Regions from separate parts of the Homo sapiens genome. Here region 1 is linked to region 2. A link is a loop called in an ENCODE intact Hi-C map of the cell type or tissue named here. Cell type or tissue: HepG2. All regions are shown on one strand. Links, peaks and the distances in the headings refer to the core of each region. The heading gives the core; the rest is flanking DNA.

Region 1 (10,923 bases), core at 3,816-8,815, 690 kb after region 2:
TATAGCTAAGGAAATTTCCAGGCAAAGTGTTGAAGGTGCTGCTTGTTTTTTTCTTGCTTTTTATGTTAAAATGTAATAGAAGAGAGACATATTGAAGGAAGACTTATTGAAGGGACAACGACTTGATAATTTCAAAAGTTTAGCCTCTCCAGGTGGCAAAAAATACCCCTAGAAGTCAGAGATGGATGCCAAAATTATGACATAGAGAAAAGGCTGAATATGTGTTTGTGCAGCTCTTTGCTGAAACCCTGGAAAGCTCAGAGGTCTTGTGTATTCAGCCACATAATGACTCTTCCAAGGGATTAAGAGTGTTCCATGTAGATCTTCTAATCAAACCAGAGAGCCTCTGGGAAGCTTAAAAACACTGGTGTTCAGCACTCCAAGCAGAAGCCAAAGATAGAGAAGAGATTATTAGAGAAAGATTTGTGTGTATAGCTTTTGTCTAATGCAGAGAAACCCAGTGAAAATACACACAAGGCCCACACACTTTAGAAAAAAACATTGTATTAGTGGAAATATTTTAGCAAAACAGATTAGCAGAAAATAAAGATGCCAACTAGGACTAAATGGAATATAGATATTACAAAATGGCAAAAGCAGACTGATAAAATTCCCCAGCTGCAAACACCTGTCACCTTTTGTGAAAAACGGAGCATGACTCTAAGAGCTAAAGCAGGAGCCCAGAAGTTGAAGATGAAAGCCCAGAGCAGCTGAGAGACACAGGTTACCTGGCTTTGAGACCTGGTGGATTTTGCCCAGCTGGGTTTCAAAACAGATTGAAACAAATGACTCCTTTTTACCTTCCATTTCCCCAATTTTGGACTTGAGTTCTATAACTGTTATTCTTTCCACCATTGTGTGTTGGGAGTATTGGAGAAAGATACCTTGTGTCTTTTATTTCACAGGTGTGTAGGTGGAGACAAATTGTGCCCCTGGAGCTGTACTTAATGGGTGACACTCAGAAGCTTTATCTACACCTGATTCAGATAAGTAGATAATGAGTTTTGGGCTTTTGAGCTGGTGAGATTCTGGACTTTATCTAGTGTGATAATGGGATGAGACTGTTGGAAACCTTGGGGAGCAGGTAAATGTTTTCTGCAAGTGAGAGTGAATTATGGGGCCAGAGTTTGTACTCTGGTGGACAGAACTGTAGGTGGCCCTAATGATCTCTGCCCCCATTGCAGCATCCATGATTAGGTTAAGTGATATAGCAAAGAAATCCTGCCTATGTGGTTACGGTCACTAATGAGTTGATGTTAAAATAAAAATATAATCTGGGTGGGCCTAACCTAACCATATGAGCCCTTTAAATATAGAGTTTTACATAGATGGACCTGGAATCATTATCATAAGTGAAATAACTCAGAAACGGAAAGTTAAATACTGCATGTTCTCACTTGTAAGTGGGAACTACACACTGGGTATGCATGGACATATAAAGTGGAATAGCAGATGTTAGAGACTCCAAAAGATGAGGAGATGGGAATGGGGTGAAGGTTAAAAAACTACCTATTTGGTACAATGTTCACTATTTGAGTGACGTGTACGCAAAAGTCCAGATTTCACCATGATGAAATATATCCACATACATGTAACAATACTGCACTTGTACCTCCTAAATCTATTTTTTTAAAGTGGAGTTTTATCTGATTGGTAGAAGAAGAGGAAGTCAGAGAGATTCCAAGTATGAGAAGTATTTGATGAACAATTACTGGCTTTGAAGATAGAGGAGGCCATGGAGCAAAGAATGCAAATGGCCTTAGGAGCTGAGAATGGCCCTTGACTGACAGCTAACAAAGAAATGGAGAAGTCAGTCAAGCAATAGCAAAAAATGGAATTCTCCCATCAACCTGAACAAGCTTAAAAGCAGACTCTTCCTCAGAACCTTGGTTAGAGCCCAGCCCAGCCAAAATTTCAGCCCTGAAAGACCCTAAGTAGAGACCCCAGTTGAGCCCACTTGGACTTCTGACCTACAGAACTGTGAGATAATGAATGGAAGTTGTTTGAAGCCATTAAGTTTATGGTAATTTGTTACACAACAATAGCCAACTAATAGACTCCATAATCCCAACAAACAACCTTAACTTCCATAAACAACTATTTATTGAACACTTACTGTACTTAAGGTATATGAAAGGGACATAAAGAGATAGCAACTATAAAAATGTAATTAGCTAATATTTATGGAGCAGTTCTACAATGTGCCATATAGTCTCCTGATTATGTGTGAATTATCTCATTTAATCTCCACAATCTGTGAAGGATGTAGTAGTTTATTACTAACAAAGGAGTAGAAACATGAAGGGTACGTAGATTGTCTAAGGTTTATTTATAAAACACGACAGACAGTAAGCACAACCAGTATAATTTCCGTATTTTCTGGGGTAGTGCTGATTTAAAATATTCGGTCTTCTTGCCTCCTGATTGCATTTATAATTGTCAAACCACATTCCTGGGTCTGTGGTTCAGAAAATATGGTCATCCTGCTTATAAAATAAAGACATATGTACCATAGGAGCCCTGACTCTCAAGGCAGCCATCTGTGTCCAGTGCAATGGGTCAAACATAGAGTGTTTCTTTAGTAAACACCACAAACTTGCTGTCTGCATGCTTCCTTAGAGGACACAGCGACTAATTGATGGTCAAATGGCATCCTTCAGTGAAGATTGGGATTGGGCAAAACTGGGATAAACACTGGAACCTGTTTTAGTTATCTATTGCTGAGTCATAGGAACCTCAACAAGCCAGTAATGGCTTAAAACTCATGATTTTGTGTGTCTGAAATATTTCAGGGGCTTGTCTGGGGTGGTTCTTCTCTGCTCTGCCTGGCTAGGACTGTCACTTGATGCTGCTCCTTGCTTTTCCCTCTCCACGTGACATCCTCATCCTTCAGGGCCTGTCAGTGGAACCTGGACTACTCACAGGTTGGTGGTCTTCAGATCGCCATACCTCTTTCATGGCGCTTGGCTTTCACAAAGCAGGAAGTGAAAGTTCCCAGACCTGTTAAGGACAACCACGAGTGGAACAGCATTCTCTCTGCTGTGTTCTATTGGACAAAGTGGTCAAAGGGTCTGACCGTCACATTGCAGGAGAATCTGTGGATTGGGAACATATTGTTGGTGTCATCTTTGGAAAATACAGGCCACTGTAGTGTTCCTTGAGAAATGTTATTTCTTCAGTCGCAGGGATATACTCCCGTTCTGAGAGTTAGGAAATAATGGAAATAAACTGAAGAGTAACAATTCAGACACACGTTGATGAGAACAGAGCATTTTCTTCCTGGGTTTCCCATTATATAAACACACAGAGGATCAGGTCATTATGGAGAGTGTGGGCCTACCAACCAGAAGGGTTTTATACCTCTTCTTAACTGCAACAGCTAGTTAGTCATTGCCTGCCAACTACCTCGTATCTGATCTTCCATCAGTTCTGGAGAGTTGCTGGAAATGTTCCCAAGCAACTGTGGTGCTGTTTCTGCAGGTAGAGGAGGGAAGAAAACAAGTAATGACCATTGAATTTTCCCTTTATTTTATATACTTATCACTATCATGCCATGGTTATTCATGCCACCCACAGCAAGTCCACACACATGTAAGGGAGAAGATTTTATGACATTCCTGCAGCCCTCATCACAGGGGGCTTGTCCTGTCCAGTATCTTCATCCTTTTGCATATAAGGACTGCTAACTGGATGAAATAGGCCCTGTTAAACCAGAGATAATTATTCATTTGAGAAAGACTATCATGTCTTCAAGTTATGCCAACATATGCATCAGATGCCAGCAGTTGCGTGATATATTATACTTGGTTCAGATTCAATCTAGATACTCTACATTTATTTCCTTATTTCCTGCCAGGAGACAAGGACTAGTATGATTTTCTGTCATGAGCTTCAGGGGAAGTTTCCATATTAAATGTTGTTATCATTTATATTAATTATTAACATATTAGTACATAATATATCATAGTAATATATTAAAAATATTGGTATATATTATTTTGAAATTACCATTTGAAATTATTTTGAAATGTGCATTAAATTGATGGTTATATGGAGCCAAGGTTCCTTATGCTTTTCTACATTAGTAGGAAGTTTTGGAACCAAATTTTTGGACCTCCTGGGTGTATAACATAGATTATCTCTCACTGTGCTCTGTGATCTTGTGGAGGTTGATGGCCTAAGAAAGAAACAGGATTGGGCTAACAGAAAATACCCTGCTGGAATAGGAAGATGGGGAGCTCACAGGGATGTCCCAGACCTCAGTACTTCTGCATAACAAACACCCAGACTCAGAGGCTTAAAATACAAACAATCATTCATTTTGATTGCGAATCTGCTTCACAGGTCACCCAACCTGTTACTGTCATCTTCTAGAATAATGTGGCATATTCAGGCTTTTTCAGAACCAATTAAAGTTGTCCTGAGGGGTTCAGTAAACATATAGCAGTAGGCTAAAAAGTATTAATCAAGACTGTGCCATGAGAACATCAGGCCAGCGGTTATCATGTAACTTGGATTTCCACACTCGTATTCAGCTTAAAATTATTCATTCAATTTTCCTTTAAGGGCACCTATATTTTAAGGGCCGTGGCTTCTCCTTTCTGGTCTGATAAAATAATAAAATGGTCACCATATTTTAATCTGGGTGCTTCGATGGACCTAGCGGAGGAACCTCCCCATTCCCAGCAGCATTATGATGTGGTATGTGTGAAGCCAAAGGCTGCAGGGGATGCCTGGAGACACGTGTGTGTGTGTGTGTGTGAGTGTGTGTGTGAGATTGTGTGTGTCTGTGGCTCTGCCCAGTGTAATTATTAGCTTGGAAATTACTCTAATCTGGTGAGTGCCAATGCAGTCATTCAATAATAAGTCAGAGAATATTTGGACAGGTTGAGGAGGAAGTTGACTCTGATGTCAAAAAGAGTGTCAAGGAATAGGAAGCCCACAGAGAAAGATGAATGTAGAGAAAAATATTTTTTCAAGCACAAAACAATGAATGATGTAGGAAATACATAAGATTTGTGCTGGGTTAAACGGGTGCAAGAAATAAGAAAGCATATGTTCAGGACCAGACACAAATTATAGGCAACACTGCTTCCCTTCTAGCTTCTACTTTTATATTCCCAATACGGCTTGATAAAAATGAGTTTCTCTTAACAAAGTTAAAGAAAAATTGAATTGTTGATTCCCATTGTGTTTTCCCCATGGCAGTTTAAAATAGATCATCTTCTACTTCCTTTTGTAACTGAAGAAGAAACACAGCTGGATTTGGGACTTGTAAGGGCAGGTTCTGACAGTCAGGACAGTGAGTGGATGAGATGAGATAATTGTTTTCTACACATTCAGACAGAAACCATGTGCCTGTGAATCCACCGTGAAAAAGCCGAGAAGGGAAATCATTTGCTCAACTTAAGTGTGAGACATCTCCCAAGATAAGGTGTTTCCAGTCCCAGAACCCACAGGAACATATAAGTCCCTCTGGAAGAACTGTCACATGGCCAGACCAGAGCAGGCATCATGTAGATTTTTCCAGAATAGCACGCTTAAGGAAAAATCAGTGCTCTTACCTATTAGGGAGGAGAGCTAATAGCAGCAAGGGTTAGTGTGTGCATCGACAGGCCACGTAAATCTGGGCTATGTGTTGGACCACATACATCTTCGTAGTAGAAGATCTTGCCCTATTTGTCCAGTATGTATGACTATCTAGAGAAAGGTTCAGATCTCCGGGGACGGCAGGGAAAGGAACCCTCTGCTGGACCCACAGCTCCTCCTACTGTGAGGTCTAGAGCAGGGCTGCTTGGCCTCACACTGGTAGGTGTGGAGCACGTACGAGCTCTACATCCTCACTCTCCATTCCTCTCTACACTCACATGGCTCCCACATCCGCTGACAAGAACCATCCTTCCAGATGAAACCCCATGTTCTTTTTTTTTTTTTTTTGAGATGGTGTCTCGCTCTGTCACCCAGCCTGGAGTACAGTCGCATGATCTCAGCTCACTGCAATCTCTGCCTCCCGGGTTGAAGTGATTCTCCTCCCTCAGCTTCCCAAGTAGCTGGGATTACAGGCATGCACCACCATGCCTGGCTAAGTTTTGTATTTTTAGTAGAAACGGGGTTTCACCATGTTGCCCTGGCTCGTCTGGAACTCCTGACCTCAGGTGACCCGCTGGCCTCGGCCTCCCAAAGTGCTGGGATTACAGGCGTGAGCCACCGTGCCTGGCCCCCCCATGCTGTTTCTAAAAGGAGGTGTAGCAGTAGTGTTTTCTCTCTTTCTTGATCTTGGATGATTCATTGGCACCCCTTAATGATTGGAACCCAAGGAAGTTCTCTGAGAGCCATTTACTAGACACCAGTATAAATTTTAAACTCAGGAAGGAATTGGCACTTCCAGTTGTATTCAATGTATTCATTGTTGATGCAGGACAGCTATAAATAAATGAGATTCTGGAATTCCTATGAAAATGGGATCTCTAAGAAAGATTCCTAACAACTGGCTTTGGAGACGAGTAAGTGTGTATTTTCACCTTTAAGTCCATGAGCTGCAGGGAGCCACTTCATGGGAGGATTTTGATGACATTTTACTTTGTGCATGCTCATTTTAACTGTATGACATTAAAACAGCAATTACACATATCAAAAGAGAGAACGGATAGCACTGGGGACCAAAAGGCTCACTTTCCCACAAATAGTCCCTTCTTCTGGATTTCATGGGTACCCATTAGTACCAGAATTTCCTGGGTTTGGCTATGGAAAGTTTCAAGTATATATTACATATATATTATAAGATGAGGACAACTTGAAGCCACTACCTGTCGTCAGTGTGTAAGGAGGGAGGTAGTTTTTCTTGGGAGGGTGGAGGTGGGAGGTAGCCCAGGGAAAGGCATGAAGGGCAACAGGCTGGGAGGAGGGAGGAAGTGCAGTCAGCCTTGGAACCTTAGACAGACTGAGTGCTGCATCTGGGCACAGGCGGTCAGCCTGCACTGACTCCTGAAGGCAAAGCAAGGGAGGGGAGAAGCATGTGGCTAAACAGAGAAGGGGAGGATTCTAGCCAGAACACACTGTTTGCTTTTATAAATGCCAGGGGTGGTGCATTGGTAAGCACCCTGCACAGAAGAATGGGGTGGGAGGGCTGGAGGAATACCTGGTCCAGTCCATCCAGGAGTCCTCCCATACCTGCATTCCCTGCCCATGATGCGATTTGATGCTCAGCCTACATCAAATAACACTATGTGCTGAATGGGAAATGAGAGGAAAATACGAGGAGGCCTTATTATTCTTCACAATTTTGCCTATGTCCAATTCCATTCAGCATGATTGCTTTTGGTGCCCAGAGAAGCTGAGTTTCTATCAAAAACATGTATATATAGGTGAGTGTATCTGTGTGTTTGTACATGTATGTATATGTGTGTGTATACATGTATATATAAGTATATGAAGATGGTGGTGTTCCTGCTGGCATCCTATGGCCAACTTGACTTCAGAGTACCCAGGGGAAGGCCTGGCTGGCCGGATGCCCTTGCAGATGTCAGCTCCAGTGTGGACATGGTGCAATGACAGCCAGGGGTGTGGGAGCATCCTGAATGTGTCCCGTGGGAGGGCAGGGCCTCTGAAAGGGTCCTACTCAGGATATGTCTCCTGAAAGCCACCAGGGGGTGGAGAGAGAAGTAGGAGCCCAACAATGGCTCCATCCCTGCTCTGCTTTTGGCGGTTGTATAACATCCCTGAGTCCCAGATTATTTGTCTATCAAAAGGACAAATGAGGTGGCTCATGCCTGTAATCCCATCACTTTGGGAGGCCAAGGTGGGCAGATCATTTGAGGCCAGGAGTTCGAGACCAGCCTGGCCAACATGGTGAAACCCCATCTCTACTAAAAATACAGAAATTAGCCAGGTGTGGTGGTGCATACCTGTAATCCCAGCTACTCAGGAGGCTGAGGCAGAAGAATCTCTTGAACTTGGGAGGTGGAGGTTTCAGTGAGCCAAGATCACACCACTGCACTCCAGCCTGGGCAGCAGAGTAAGACTCCATCTAAAAAAAAAAAGAGATAACAATATCCCCTTTGCAGAATGGTGATGGGCATCAGACATGACATATGTAACATGTCCCATGCACGGAAGGGTGCTCCATGACTGCAAACCTGGATGATGATGACAACGACGATGGAGATGACTAAGACTGTATTTAAAAATGGTATGAATAATTTTAAATTATTAAATTAAAGAGTCATAAGAAAGATAAATCATGGGCCTTCCTCAACTTTCCCCTACTCTTGAAAAATGAAAAAACAAAGGAGCCACAGACAAGCAATACAGTCTCATTGTAAAGATCCAAGCCACAGACCAGGAAACAGAATAAAAATTCACTTTTTGGAAATGGTTCTGGCTATGAAGCCTTCAAGTATTTTCTTCTGCCTTAATAAACCTGTACATGTGCATATACTTGGATCATTTTTTACATGTATTAGATCACATAGTACATAATGTTTTATACTTATCTTTTTAAAAATATAGCTTGGAGATTGTTTTCCATGTTAGTCTGTAGCCTCTTCCTTATTATTTTAAAGAGCTGAATAATATTGGATCATATGAGTATATCATATTTTACGTAACCATTTTCTTCTTGATGAACATTTGAGTTATTTTCAAGTTTTCAATACCACAATGTTTGTGTTTCAGTATTTTTGTAGATATACAAAGCTAGAAGTATCAGTGGGTCACTGATATGCATATTGACAGTGCAGGCTTTACTTTTCTATACTCCTGCAGACAAAATATATGACAGTGCTTCAAACTCTTGCCGACAGTGTTTATTTTCAACTTTAAAAACTTTCTTTGTTGGCCGGGTGTGGTTGGCTCACGCCTGCAATCCCAACACTTTGGTAGGCCAAGGCAGGTGGATCACATGAGGTCAGGGGTTCAAGATCAGCCTGGCCAACGTGGTGAAACCCCAATTCTACTAAAAATACAAAAATTAGCCAGATGTGGTGGTGCACACCTGTAAGCCCAGCTACTCGGGAGGCTGAGGCAGGAGAATTACTTGAACCCAGGAGGCGGAGGTTGAGGTGAGCCAAGATTATGCCATTGCACTCCAGCCTGGGCAACAGAGTGAGACTCTGTCTCAAAAAAAAAAAAAATTTTTTTTTCTTTGTCAGTTGATGGTCTTTGATTTGCAATTCATTGAGGATGAGCAAGATTGAACGTTGAAAGACACACACTGGCCACTGGTATTTCTCCCTTTTGGTGACACTTGTTCATTTCCTTTGCAGTTTTCTAGGAGTTATCTTACATTTACTGATTAGTCAGAGTTCAGAAAATATCTATGGGTATAAACGCTTTCTTTTGAAACCAACATTTATCTTTTTAATTTTTCTGTTTTTCATTGTGCAGATGGTTTCAAACTTTATGTGGTTAAATTAGTCAGTTTTTCCATTTATGGCTTCTGGGTTTTACACTTTCCTTAGGAAAGCCTTTCCTATGTTCTATATATTTTCTTCTTCTTCTTTTCTTTTTTTTTTTTCAAGTTTTAATGTAATTCATAGTGAGGGCTGTTAAAATGCCCACTGTTATTTAAGCACATTTTCTGTTTCTGGGCTTTTAAACTCTATTCAGTTGATTTATTTTCCTTTTCTTGTTTTCTTTCTTTCTTTCTTTCTTTTTTTCTTTTTTTTTTTTTGAGACAAGAGTCTCACCCTGTTGCCCAGGCTGGAGTGCAGTGGTGCGATCTCGGCTCACTGCAAGCTCTGCCTCCTGAGTAGCTGGGACTACAGGCGCCCGCCACCGCGCCTGGCTAATTTTTTGTATTTTTAGTAGAGACGGGGTTTCACTGTGTTAGCCAGGATAGTCTTGATCTCCTGACCTCGTAATCCGCCCGCCTCGGCCTCCCAAAGTGCTGGGATTACAGGCGTGAGCCACCGCACCCGGCCTTATTTTCCTTTTCTATGTCAAAATCCCCTCTTTTAATTATCATGGCTGTATAATATGCTTTCATAGCTTTCATATGCTTCATGTCTGTGAAGATCCCCTTCAGAGAAATTTCTACTTGGCCATTGTACTTTTTTCTTCCCATATGTACTTTAGAATTAGCTTGCCAAATTCCATTTAAAACCTGGATGACAAATATCTCAGGTATTCATCAGCAGTTGAATGGATAATGAGACTGGTTGATTTATACAGTGGAGTCTTACACAGGAATTAAAAAGGATTGAAGTATGGATACATGCAACTGCTTGGCTGAATCTTAAAATAATTATGCTAGGGGAAAGAAATCTGACACAAAAGAGCACAGACTGTAAGATCCCATTTGTATGAACTTCTAGAGGAGGCGAAGATAACCATGGTGGGAAAACATCAGAAAAGCGGTAGCCTCAAAGCCGGCTTGGGGATTGACTGGCAGGCACATGACAGCGCTTTCTGGTGACGTTAATGTTTCCTACGTGACACCAATTTGTGTCACCCAGGAATATCCATCTCAGGTCTTAGGAAATGTTCACTTAGGACTTGTGCATTTGACTGCATGTAAATTTTCCCTTAAAAACTGTAAACAAATATTGACTCTAGTTAATGGGATGTATATGAAGCATTTAGGGGTAAAGTGTACTGATGCCTGCAACTTTAATATGGACTAAAATGATGAATTGATGGGTGGATAGAGAGATGGATAAACAGAGAGTTTGTGATAAAGTAAATATGGTTAAATGGTAATAGCAGAGTCTAGGTGGCAGTATATGTGTACTCACTGAAATTCAACTTTTTTGTGTTTAAATTTTTCATAAAATATTGCAGAAAATCATGTTGAGATTTTGATCATAATTTACAGATTCAGTTGGAGGAGAATTGGCATCTTTACAATATGGATTCTTCACTAGGATAGATGTTTGTGTGTCTCCATATAATCAGGAATCCTTTTTCTGCCTTAAAAATTTTTTT
Region 2 (10,923 bases), core at 4,031-9,030:
AGAGACCCAGAGCAGAGGCCTGGTTGAGCAATGCCTGTACTCCGACCCCCAGAACCTGAGAGATGATACATGCGTGTTGTTTGAAGCAGCAATAATGTTTGAAGTAATTGTTATGTAGCAATAGAAAACTAATACATTGACTTACAGATGATTTCTGAAAGTCATTTTCCTGGCTAATGCATACGATGGTTGGAATGTTCCAACCAATTCCACCGGGTTTGTTTTATCCAGATAAGAAATAGATAATGTTTATATTAACTCTTTCCCAGGGCCTATTACATTAACTTGTAGTTGAATGCTCACCCGCGGTTCTAAAACATGCGCTAGTTCCTACTTTCCCCTGCCTGTTTTATTTGTTCTCAAAGTCAGATGACTTGAGCTTGCAGCTCCAGCAGGGAAGGGTCCTTGTCTTTCCAGGTCACTGCTGTATCCCCCAATAACCAGCGAGGGCTGGGTACACAGCAGGTTCAAGAGATATTGGTTAAATAACTAGGTACATGAACAAATGGTTGTCATCACATTCTTAATAGTGTTATAATTCTCTGTCTCAGACTCTGGGGTAAGCGTTTTATGTACATTATCTCTCTCAATCACTACAACAGCCGTGCTGGATAAGTGGGACCAGTCTCCGCGGACAAGTGGAGACCTCGGGTTCCCAGAGTTTAGCGATCATCAGAGATCAAACGGAGATTCAGTGGCAGCACTGGAGATCGGACCGATTCTATTTAAAACACTTGTCTATTTAAGTATATTTAAGAACACACACACACATAAATATATATATACACACATATACATGCACGCAATATATACAGCATATATTTCTGTATAAATACATATATTTGTACTATACATTTATAAATAAAATTTTATTTTGGTAAATAAAATTATATATAAATTTAGCAAAAGGACTGAAATTCTCCGTCTACACTGATCTCTCTCGAGGGAGTGCAGTTTGGCAGCCCGGCTGCCCGAGGCTGTTTCCTGCCTGTGGGGTCCGTGCGGCGCCTCCGCGGGCTGTAGATGGCGCTCGAGTCCTGGCAGCGCCCGCTCCTCTGCGCCTTGGCAGCGCCTGTGTTGACTCCCGGCGCCCTTGGCTGGTGGGAGAGCGTATTTTCTCACAATTAATACAGATGGGTGGCCCCATTATGGGCGCTTCTTCATCTGTGAATTATTTCGTGTGAAGAGAAGTGCTTGCGCATGCTTAATTTCTAACCGCGATTCGGGGCCTCTGTGCCAGCCCCCGGGAGGGAAGTGGGAAAAGCTGGGGGGCTTCTAGGGATCCTGCTCGTGCCTGGAGAGCCGGGCGCCGGGGAAGGAGCGCGTGTGCGGAAGCCTCCTCTGAGCCTCTAAAGGACTCATGTCATCTCGGTAATCTCACAATATCCTTATGAAGGAGGCACGGTTATTAGACCCTTCGAAAAGAGGAAATGGCCTAGAAAAACTATTCTAAAGAATTGAACTGGAATAAAACTATTCTAAAGAAAGGGAATGGCGTGAGGCTGCTCCCGCCAGAGTCCGAGGCTAGCCCATCTCCACCTCGGGCACTAAAGGAGCGAAGAGAGCAGAGATCCCCTGCGTTTCTTCAGCAGTTAGTGCTTGTTCCTTTTTATCGTCAACAAGAAGGACCAGCAAAGCCATGGCGACATGCTGGCATCTCGTTTTGCAGGGTGTGACCCAAGGAACTGCGTGCTGTGGCCGTGGCACAGACGTCCCCAGTCCCCAGCCCCGGCCAGGTCCCCTCCTGCTGGGGTGGGGTGGGGCGGCAAGCAGTGGGGGCGGCCCATCCGCAGCCTCCCAGTGAGTGCTGGTGCCTTGGAGGGGGCCACGTGATATGTTGAGTGGGTGTCGGGGGGAAGGTGGGGGAAATGGTGTCACAGAGGTCTTTGATGTTGTAAATAATTTCTATGCCATCTTAAAGAGCCAACTGTGGAAAAATATTAGTCGAAACGGGATCCAACTAAACATGATAGGCCAACAAGGTGTGAAATGTGAGGTGTTGTATTTTACGTCGAGGCCAGCGTGAACAGATTTTAAGTCTGGTTTCTGTAGGGCTCCATGGCAAGGGGGCTGGTGGGGCACCAAAGACAGACATTTCCTGCAAGGCTGAGGGCGCCGGCCTGCCTTTCCCAGTGCTTCCAGTTCACTGCCGTTTGGCTGCCAGGAAGGCTAATGTCTGACACGCCCTCTTTTGGCATCAAATAACCAAAACTAGTCAGTTCTAGTAAATTTAGAAATTTACCAAGAGCTGGAGTCCCCTTTTCATTAAATCCATATGCTTACTGGAAGCTAACGGGGGTCATAATACAATATATTGAATGAGACAAACACTATGAAAAGAATTACACTAATTTTTGTTGTAGTAAAATCACAAACTTTCATTTGCATGATGAAAAAATACATATTGAGGCAGAACTCTACGATTGGCATGTTAGGTATGAAATTAAAGGCCTGGGAGCATGAAATCGTCCTTTAGTATCTGGGGCTGATAAGATTTTTAATCACTTTTATATGAGACCACAGATTATTTATAATCGACTCACTTAAATAGTCTAACTGATATGGTTGAGGTAACTTTAAAACATTTTTTGCTGAATGACTCACCCAGGAAGCTTTGAATCTGGAAGATTCTGCCTCTAACAGACTTCCAACCACTTCTCTAGAACCGGTGGCTTACCATTCCCTTCTCCCAGAGCCTATCCAGATGTTAACACACGACGACGCAGAAACCAGCACGCATTTATCCAGCATGCTGAAGGTAAGGACTGTGTTACCAGGATTCAGTTCAGACTTAGAAAGTGCTCAGTCTGGCCGGGCACGGTGGCACATGCCTGTAATCCCAGCACTTTGGGAGGCTGAGGCGGGCAGATCACAAGGTCAAGAGATCGAGACCATCCTGGCTAACATGATGAAACCCTGTCTTACTAAAAATACAAAAAAATTAGCTGGGTGTGGTGGTGTGTGCCTGTAGTCCGAGCTACTTGGGAGGCTGAAGCAGGAGAATTGCTTGAACCTGGGAGGTGGAGGTTGCAGTGAGTCAAGATTGTGCCACTGCACTCTAGCCTGGCGACAGAGCGAGACTCCGTCTACAAAAAAAAAAAAAAAAAAAAAAAAAAAAGAAGAAAAGAAAAGAAAGTGCTCAGTCTGTGTGGGTGGATTAAAATTGGAGATGAGTTTCATAAGGTAGCCCGAAGGATCAATCGACCTCATTTCATTCTACTCCTATGCCTCAAGAGATCCTTCCTGCATGCTTATTAGGGTATGAGAAGAAATTACTTACTTATTAAAATTCAAGAGTGGGACAGTAAAAAGAGAGTAGAGTGTTTAAAACCTTTTATTCCTTTGCTTTTCTGGAAGCAAACAGAGACTTATAGGCTATTGTTTTGCTGTTTGTCAAATATTTTGTAGGTGTGAAATTAATAATGAGTCAGGCAACTGTGCGAGATGCTGAGGATACAGCAATCAAATGCAGGGACGGTATCTTCTGGAGCTTCCAGCCTCACAGGAGGACAGTCAATCAAACGAGCACAGAGAGGGGGAAATTTAGTGACACAGAGTGCCTTCCCTAGACAGAGGTTTTTTGAGGAACAACATCCTTATTGCACAAATATTGCAGTGGTGTTGACGGAGTCCCTCCCTTTCTTCTCTCAGCCCTACATTCTATTCAGGTGCGTGGAGAATCCTGGGAATCTGCACACAGGTGCTGGGCAACACCTGGACCAAGAAACTTTTTGGGGTCTAGGGAAGCACAGGAGGTAGACCAGTAGTCTGGAGTTAGAACCACGTTTCCTGAAAAGGAGCAGAAGTTATCTAGACAGAAAGTGGGAAGTGCCTGCTGCAGGACTGGGGCTGTCCCAGGCAAAGGTTCCTCCTCGGTGCAAGCAGGAAAGGCATTGGAAGACCTGAAAGAAAATGAGTATGTCTGGAATGCAGTACCCAGAAAGGGTAGCCTGGGGAAAGAGGCAGGGAGACTGAGAAGGCCTTGATGAGAACCAGAGCCAGGAGGTGGACATAATTTACCCTCAGCCAAGGGAAGAGTCATCAAAGGGGTTGAAGCACAAGAATGACACGGCCACACCTGTGTCAGGATGAATCAGGTGGGGTATGGAGAATATATTCTCTGTGAAAACATCCAGGAAAATGCCACTGTCATGTCTCAGGTCTGTCTTATCTTAGGTTACCCAAATGACTTGCTTTATATTTTTGCTTTGTCTTGTCTTTGTTTGTAACTTAAATCCATTAAAACAGTTGCAGCCGCTGCATCACTAGGTGGTATAACCACATGCAGTATCATGTCAGGGCCACAGTAACAGAGGCCCACAGGCCGAGTACCTTAAACAGCAGAAATCTAGTTTCTCACAGTCCTGGGGGCTGGAAGTCTGAGATCAAGCTATTGGCAGGGTTGGTTTCTTCTGGGGTCTCTCTCCTTGGGTTCTAGATGGCTGTCTTCTCCGTGTCTTCATATTGCAGTCCCTCTTTACCAATTTGTGTCCTAATTTCTTCTTATAAGGACATCAGTCATATGGGATTAGGGCCCACCCAAATGGCCTCATTGAAGCTTAATTACCTCTCTGCGGACCCTCCCTCCTCATACAGTCACAGTCTGGGGTATTGGAGATTAGGACTTCAACATATGAATTTTGGGGTGTTGTGGGGAGATGCAGTTTATCCCATAACACTCTACTTAAGTAAAATGCTTTTTCCAAAATGTTGCTGCAGAAGAATTTTGAAGCAAAGGAGCCAACAAATTTTCTCTTGAAACTCTGGGAGCTCAAGCAGTCCAATTTAATTAAATTCATTTACTACTAAGTAAATGCCTGTGCACACAATGTACTCCTCTAGAGAAAAGCCTATTGTCACTGCATCTATATAATTGAATCACAAAAGATGCCTCCCTTGCCTCCCCCCACGCCATCAAGTCCTTTCATCTGTTTCCAATAAGGGAAAAAAGAGAACTCTTCTGGGCATGTTTACATTTTATCTTTAAACAAAACTAAATGGAATTTGACATGGTAAAGCCAGGCCATGTTACATATCAATGTGAAATGAAACGTTTCTCGGGCCAGGTGTTGCCCAGCACCTGTGTGCAGGTTCCCAGGATTCTCCACGCACCTGAATAGAATGTGGGGCCCAGAGAGGAAAGGGAGGGACTCAGTCAGCACCACTGCAATATTTGTGCAAGAAGATGTTTCTTAAAAAACCTTTAGTGCCTTTTATTGACTTTAAAAGTCACAGTTTTCCTTAAATACTTCTTTTTCCCAATTTCACTGTAACTTACATCATATTCTCTTACATAAAAATTACTCTCCAGACTGAAATTCTTCATTCTGACATCTGTCCAAAAATGTTTCTTCTGCAACTTGCAGTCGTAACTACTTGTTTTAATACCACCACCTCCTTCTTCCTGCTGTCACGTTCTTGCAGAAAAGGCAAGTGAAAAGAAAACATTCCTCCTGGGATCCCAGGAAATGCAGTATAAATCTCTGTCGAGTGATTTGCCATATTTATGTAACCAGTAGAAAACAAACACAGACATGTACTACAATCAGGAAGCTCCAGTTTGCTCTATTTTTAAAAACCTTGGTCTGCTTTCTTCAGAAAGAGAGTCAGCTGAAGTCAGAGTTTATAGATTCCTTATCAGCAAGGCCATCCCCTACAATGATCAGCCTAAAGTCCTCCCATTCAAAAAGTTAGGGGACAAAAACTAGACCATATGCCCAAGTTAGCATAGTCCATATTTTCAGGAGTTCATAGCCCTATCCTATAGTGCAAAAGTGGGAATGACAGAATTTAGTGTTATAGCTAGAGTAGCGTGGTGTGACAGGAAAAAAAAAATCGCTGACAAAGAATGACATTTTGAAGCAGAACTTTATAATGAACTTGTTATGTACGAAGTGGAAGGCCTATGTCTTGAAATCTTCATTAAGTATCCAGGGCTGATGTTTCCCTGAGATTTTCAATCTCTCTGATATGAGACCAGAGATTATTTGCAATTTAGTTATTGAATATTCTAAATTACTGGGTCATAGAGTCACTTTACATTTACTGTAACCCCAATGGGAATTTTGAGAGAGATCAGCAATTTTATTCTAGACATTTTCTGGAAGAACAAAAAAAATAGCTAATATATAATGGTTTAGAAAAATAAAGAAAAATGGAGATTTCTTTTCCTTACCAGAAGCAAAACATACTCTAGAGACTTCTACTTCTGGGGAAATGAAGTAGATGCACATTTACTTAGTCCCACCAATAGGTATAACTAAAAACCCTGGAGATTGTATATAAGATAAACATCAGAATACTTCGATTGGCAGACAGAAGAAAGCAGACTGTTTAGGGGCTTTGGGACCCAAGGAAGACTTGGTGATGAGTTCTCTGGGCTTTCTTTTGCCTCTTATGTCTTAGACTGGATACTGGAGAAGCCAGCAGTCTGTAAACACCAATGTGCCCTGGACAAAAAAAGTTCCAAAAAAAGATCTGCTTCCCCTAGACAGAGGATCAGCAAAGGGGCAGCCTAGCAAGACAGAAAACTTTCAGACAATAACTACTGCATTCAAACCAAATGACACAGAAAAAACTATGGCAGGACTCCAGCACTTACATGTGGCTGAGTGGGGACCCTTGATTTTCACTCCTGACAGGCCAACAGGGAGCCCCAGCTCCCCGCTGGGTGGCAGCAAGCCACCTTGTGTCTGGTGGCATCAGTGGATATCACATGGGGAGCCTGTGCTTCCAACCTGACTCACATATAACAAGGTTCCTCCTTCTTTCAAAGGTGGTGTCCCAAGAGGCTTAGTAGAAAGTCAAGACCTTCTCTATCCATCAGTAGGAGAAAGGCCCCACCCCCAGCTGCCTGAAAGAATGGCTAAATTCCAAGTTCAGAAACACCTGAAGCCTAAAGAATATGCTCCCAAATAATCCATAGGTCAAAGAGAGAGTCTCAAGAGAAATAAAAAAATACTGACCTAAATGAAAAGGAAAACACATCTTATCAAAATGTGTGGGACACAGCTAAAATAATGCTGAGAGAGAAATTTATAGCAATAAATGTTTACATAAGAAAAAAGTAAAATTCTCAGCCAGGCGCGGTGGCTCACGCCTGTAATCCCAGCACTTTGGGAGGCTGAGGCAGGGGGATCACAATGTCAGGAGGTTGAGACAAGTCTGGCCAATACGGTGAAACCCCGTCTCTACTAAAAATACAAAAATTAGCCAGGCATGTTGGCATGAGCCTGTAATCCCAGCTACTTGGGAGGCTGAGGCAGGAGAATTACTAGAATCCAGGAGGTGGGGGTTGCAGTGAGCCGAGATCATGCCACTGCACTCCAGCCTGGGTGACAGAGCGAGACTCTGTCTCGGAAAAAAAAAAAAAAAAAGAAAAAAGTAAAATTCTCAAATGAGTAATTTAAGCTCTCACTACAAGAAACTAGAGAAAGAAGAGCAAAATAAATCTATAGCAAGCAGAAGGAAAAAAATAATAAAAGATAAGAGCAGGAATCAGTGAAATCATGAGCAGAAAAACAGTAGAGAAAACCAATGAAACAAAAAGTCTGGTTCTCAGGAAAGATCAATAGAATTGACAAATCTCTAGTAAGACTAATAAAAAAGAGAGAAGACTCAAAAGTTGATATCAGAAATGAAACAGAAGATATGATGATAGATCCTGTAAACATCAGAAGGACAATAAATGAATACTATGAACAACTGTACATACATAAATTTGACAACTTAGGTGAAATGAACCAATTTCTCAAAAAGTACACTGCCACAATTAACCTAACATGAAATAGATAATTTAAATATCCGTTTGAAATTAAGACAGTTGAATTTGTAATTTAAAACTCCTCCAAAAGTAATCTCTAGGCCCAGATGATTTCACTGGAGAATTTTACCAACTGTTTAAAAAAGAATTATCACCAATTCTACAAAAATCTTCAAGAAAATAAAAAGGAAGGAAATACGTTCAACTCATTTTATGAAGCCAGTATTACCCTAATACCAAAATCAGACAAAGACAGTAAACAAACAAACAAACAAACATAGACCAATATCCTCATGAAGATGCAAAAATTCTTAACAAAAAATTAGCAAATACAATTCACTGCTGTATAAGAATAATTATATACCATATTCAAGGTATGCAAGGCTGGTTCAATATTTTAAAAATCAATCAATGTAATCCACTATATTTATAGGCTAAAGAAGAAAAATCACACGATCATATCAATTCATGAAGAAAAGCATTTGAATAGTTTAACACTTGTTTATGATACAAAATTCTCAGAAAACTAAGAGTAGAGGGGAACTTCAACTTGATAGAGAATATGTACAAAAAACTGTACAGCTAAAATCATACATAATGGAGAAAATTGGAATGGTTTTCTACTATGACTGGGAACAAGGCAAGAATATCCACACTGTCATTGCTCTATTCAGCAAAGTGCTGGAAGTTCTAGGCACTGTAAGAAGCAAGAAAAGGAAACACAAGTCACGTAGACACTAAAGAAAGATATAAAACTGCTTCTACTTGCAGATGACATGATGATCTATGTAGAAAGTCCCAAGGAAAATACAAAACCAAAAAACCCAAACTCTTGGAACTAATAAATGAGTTTAACAACTCATTTATAAGCAGGATATAAGGGCAACTGTAAAAAAAAGTCAGTTTTATTTCTATATGTTAGCAAGGAACATGTGTAAAACAAAATTTAAAATACAATGCCAGTTACAATCACTCAGAGAATAATGAAATACTTGGGCATAAATTGAAGAAAACATGTATGGGACATGTATGCTAAAAACTACAAAGTACTGGTTGAAAATCTAAATTAATGGAGACCGAATTTGGGTTCATGGATTGGAAGACTCAACATAGTGAGAATGTCTATTCTTTCCAAATTAGCAGACAGGGTTAGCACCATTCCTATCAAATCCTAGGAAGATTTTTTAAATAGATATAGACAAGACCATTCTAAAAATCTATATGAAAAACAAAGGAACTAGAATAACTAAAATAATTCGGGAATAAAAGAAAAAAGTGGAAGCAATCACTTTACCCAATTTCAAGACTTACTATGTGGTTACAATAATTGGTACTGTGGTGCTGGCAGAGGGATAGACATATAGGTCACCGGAACAGAATAGTGGACTCGCAGGTAGTTTCACAAGTACGGCCAATTGATTTTTGACAGAGTTGCAAAAATAATTTGATGGAGAAAGGATAGGCTTTTCAACAGATACTGCTGGAGCCATTGGATATCCACAGACAAGAATGGAATGGAATAGAATAGAATAGAATAGAATAGAATAGAATAGAATAGAATAGAAGTAGAATAGACATAAACCTCACACCTAATGCAGAGGTTTACTCAAAATGGATCATAGATTTAAAAATAAACCATAAAGCTTTTAGAAAAAAAAAAAGGAAGAAAATATTTGGGTCCTAGGGCTTGGTAAAGAGTTTTCAGTCATGCCATCAAAACACATTCCATATAACCAGCTTAGCGAGGAACCTAAATGAGCTGAAAATCACAGCACGAGAACTTCATGAAGCACACACAAGTATCAATAGCTGAATCAACCAAGTGGAAGAAAGAATATCAGAGTTTGAAGACCATCTTGCTGAAATAAGGCAGGCAGACAAGATTAGAGAAAAAGGAATGAAAAGGAATGAATGAAACCTCCGAGAATTATGGGACAATGTAAAAAGACTGAAGCTATTATTAATCGGAATACCTGAAAAAGAAACAGGGAGAATGGAACCAAGTTGGAAAACACACTTCAGGATATTACCCAGGAGAACCTCCCAACCTAGCAAGATAGGCCAACATTGAAATTCAGGAAATACAGAGAACATCATTAAGATACTCCACGAGAAGATCAACCCCAAGACACATAATTGTCAGATTCTCCAAAGTCAAAATCAAGGAAAAAATCTTAAGGGCAGCCAGAAAGAAAGGCAGGCCACCTACAAAGGGAAGCCCATCAGATTAACAGTGGATCGCTCAATAGAAACCCTACAAGCCAGAAGAGAGTGGGGGCCAATATTCAACATTCTGAAAGAAAAAAATTTTCAACCTAGAACTTCATATCCAACCAAACTAAGCTTCATAAGCGAAGGAGAAATAAAATCATTTTCAGAAAAGCAAATGCTGAGGGATTTCATCACCCCAGGCCTGCCTTGCAAGAGCTCCTGAAGGAAGCACTAAATATGGAAAGGTAAAACCAGTACCAGCCACTGCAAAAACACCAAAATATAAAGACCAATGACACTATGAAGAAACTGCACCAACTAGTGGGCAAAATAACCAGCTAGCATCATGACGACAGGATCAAACTCACACGTAACAATACTAACCTTAAATGTAAATAGGCTAAAAGCCCCAATTAAAAGACACAGACTGGCAAATTGGATACAGTCAAGACCCACTGGTGTGCTGTATTCAGGAGACACATCTCACATGCAAAGACACACATAGGCTCAAAATAAAGAGATGGAGGAAAATTTACCAAGCAAATGGAAAGCAAAAAAATAAAAAGAAAGAAAAAAAAAGGCAGGGGTTGCAATTTTAGTCTCTGACAAAACAGACTTTAAACCAACAAAGATCAAAAAAGACAAAGAAGGGTATTGCATAATGGTAAAGGGATCAATTCAACAAGAAGAGCTAACTATGCTAAATATATATGCACCCACTACAGGAGCACCCAGATTCATAAAACAAGTTCTCAGAGACCTACAAAGAGACTTAGACTCCCACACAATAATAGTGGGAAACTTTAACACCCACTGTCAATATCAGACAGACCAACGAGACAGAAAATTAATAAGGATATTCAGAACTTGAACTCAGCTCTGGATCAAGTTGGACCTAATAGACGTCTACAGAACTCTCCACCCCAAATCAACAGAATATACATTCTTCT

What was found. Hi-C counts contacts between places; a loop is a spot of excess contacts. Peaks named below come from ENCODE experiments on the same cell type or tissue, not always from the same donor. Only the 100,000 strongest peaks of a DNase experiment are listed, where the experiment ranks them.
Region 1: it touches region 2 in a loop (6-fold over the local background); 3 of 110 quality-filtered maps call a loop at or near these places.

Annotation. Positions count from the first base shown.
Region 1 is chr9:90,980,251-90,991,173 of GRCh38, reverse strand. No RefSeq gene overlaps it. Among named protein-coding and RNA genes, the nearest start is that of LINC02957, 11 kb to the left of the region's middle. In HepG2, for the core only: a CTCF peak has its summit at 5,767; a DNase peak (open chromatin) is centred at 5,763.
Region 2 is chr9:91,672,008-91,682,930 of GRCh38, reverse strand. No RefSeq gene overlaps it. Among named protein-coding and RNA genes, the nearest start is that of MIR3910-2, 41 kb to the right of the region's middle. In HepG2, for the core only: a CTCF peak has its summit at 6,677 (motif pointing right); no DNase peak of the experiment used is centred there.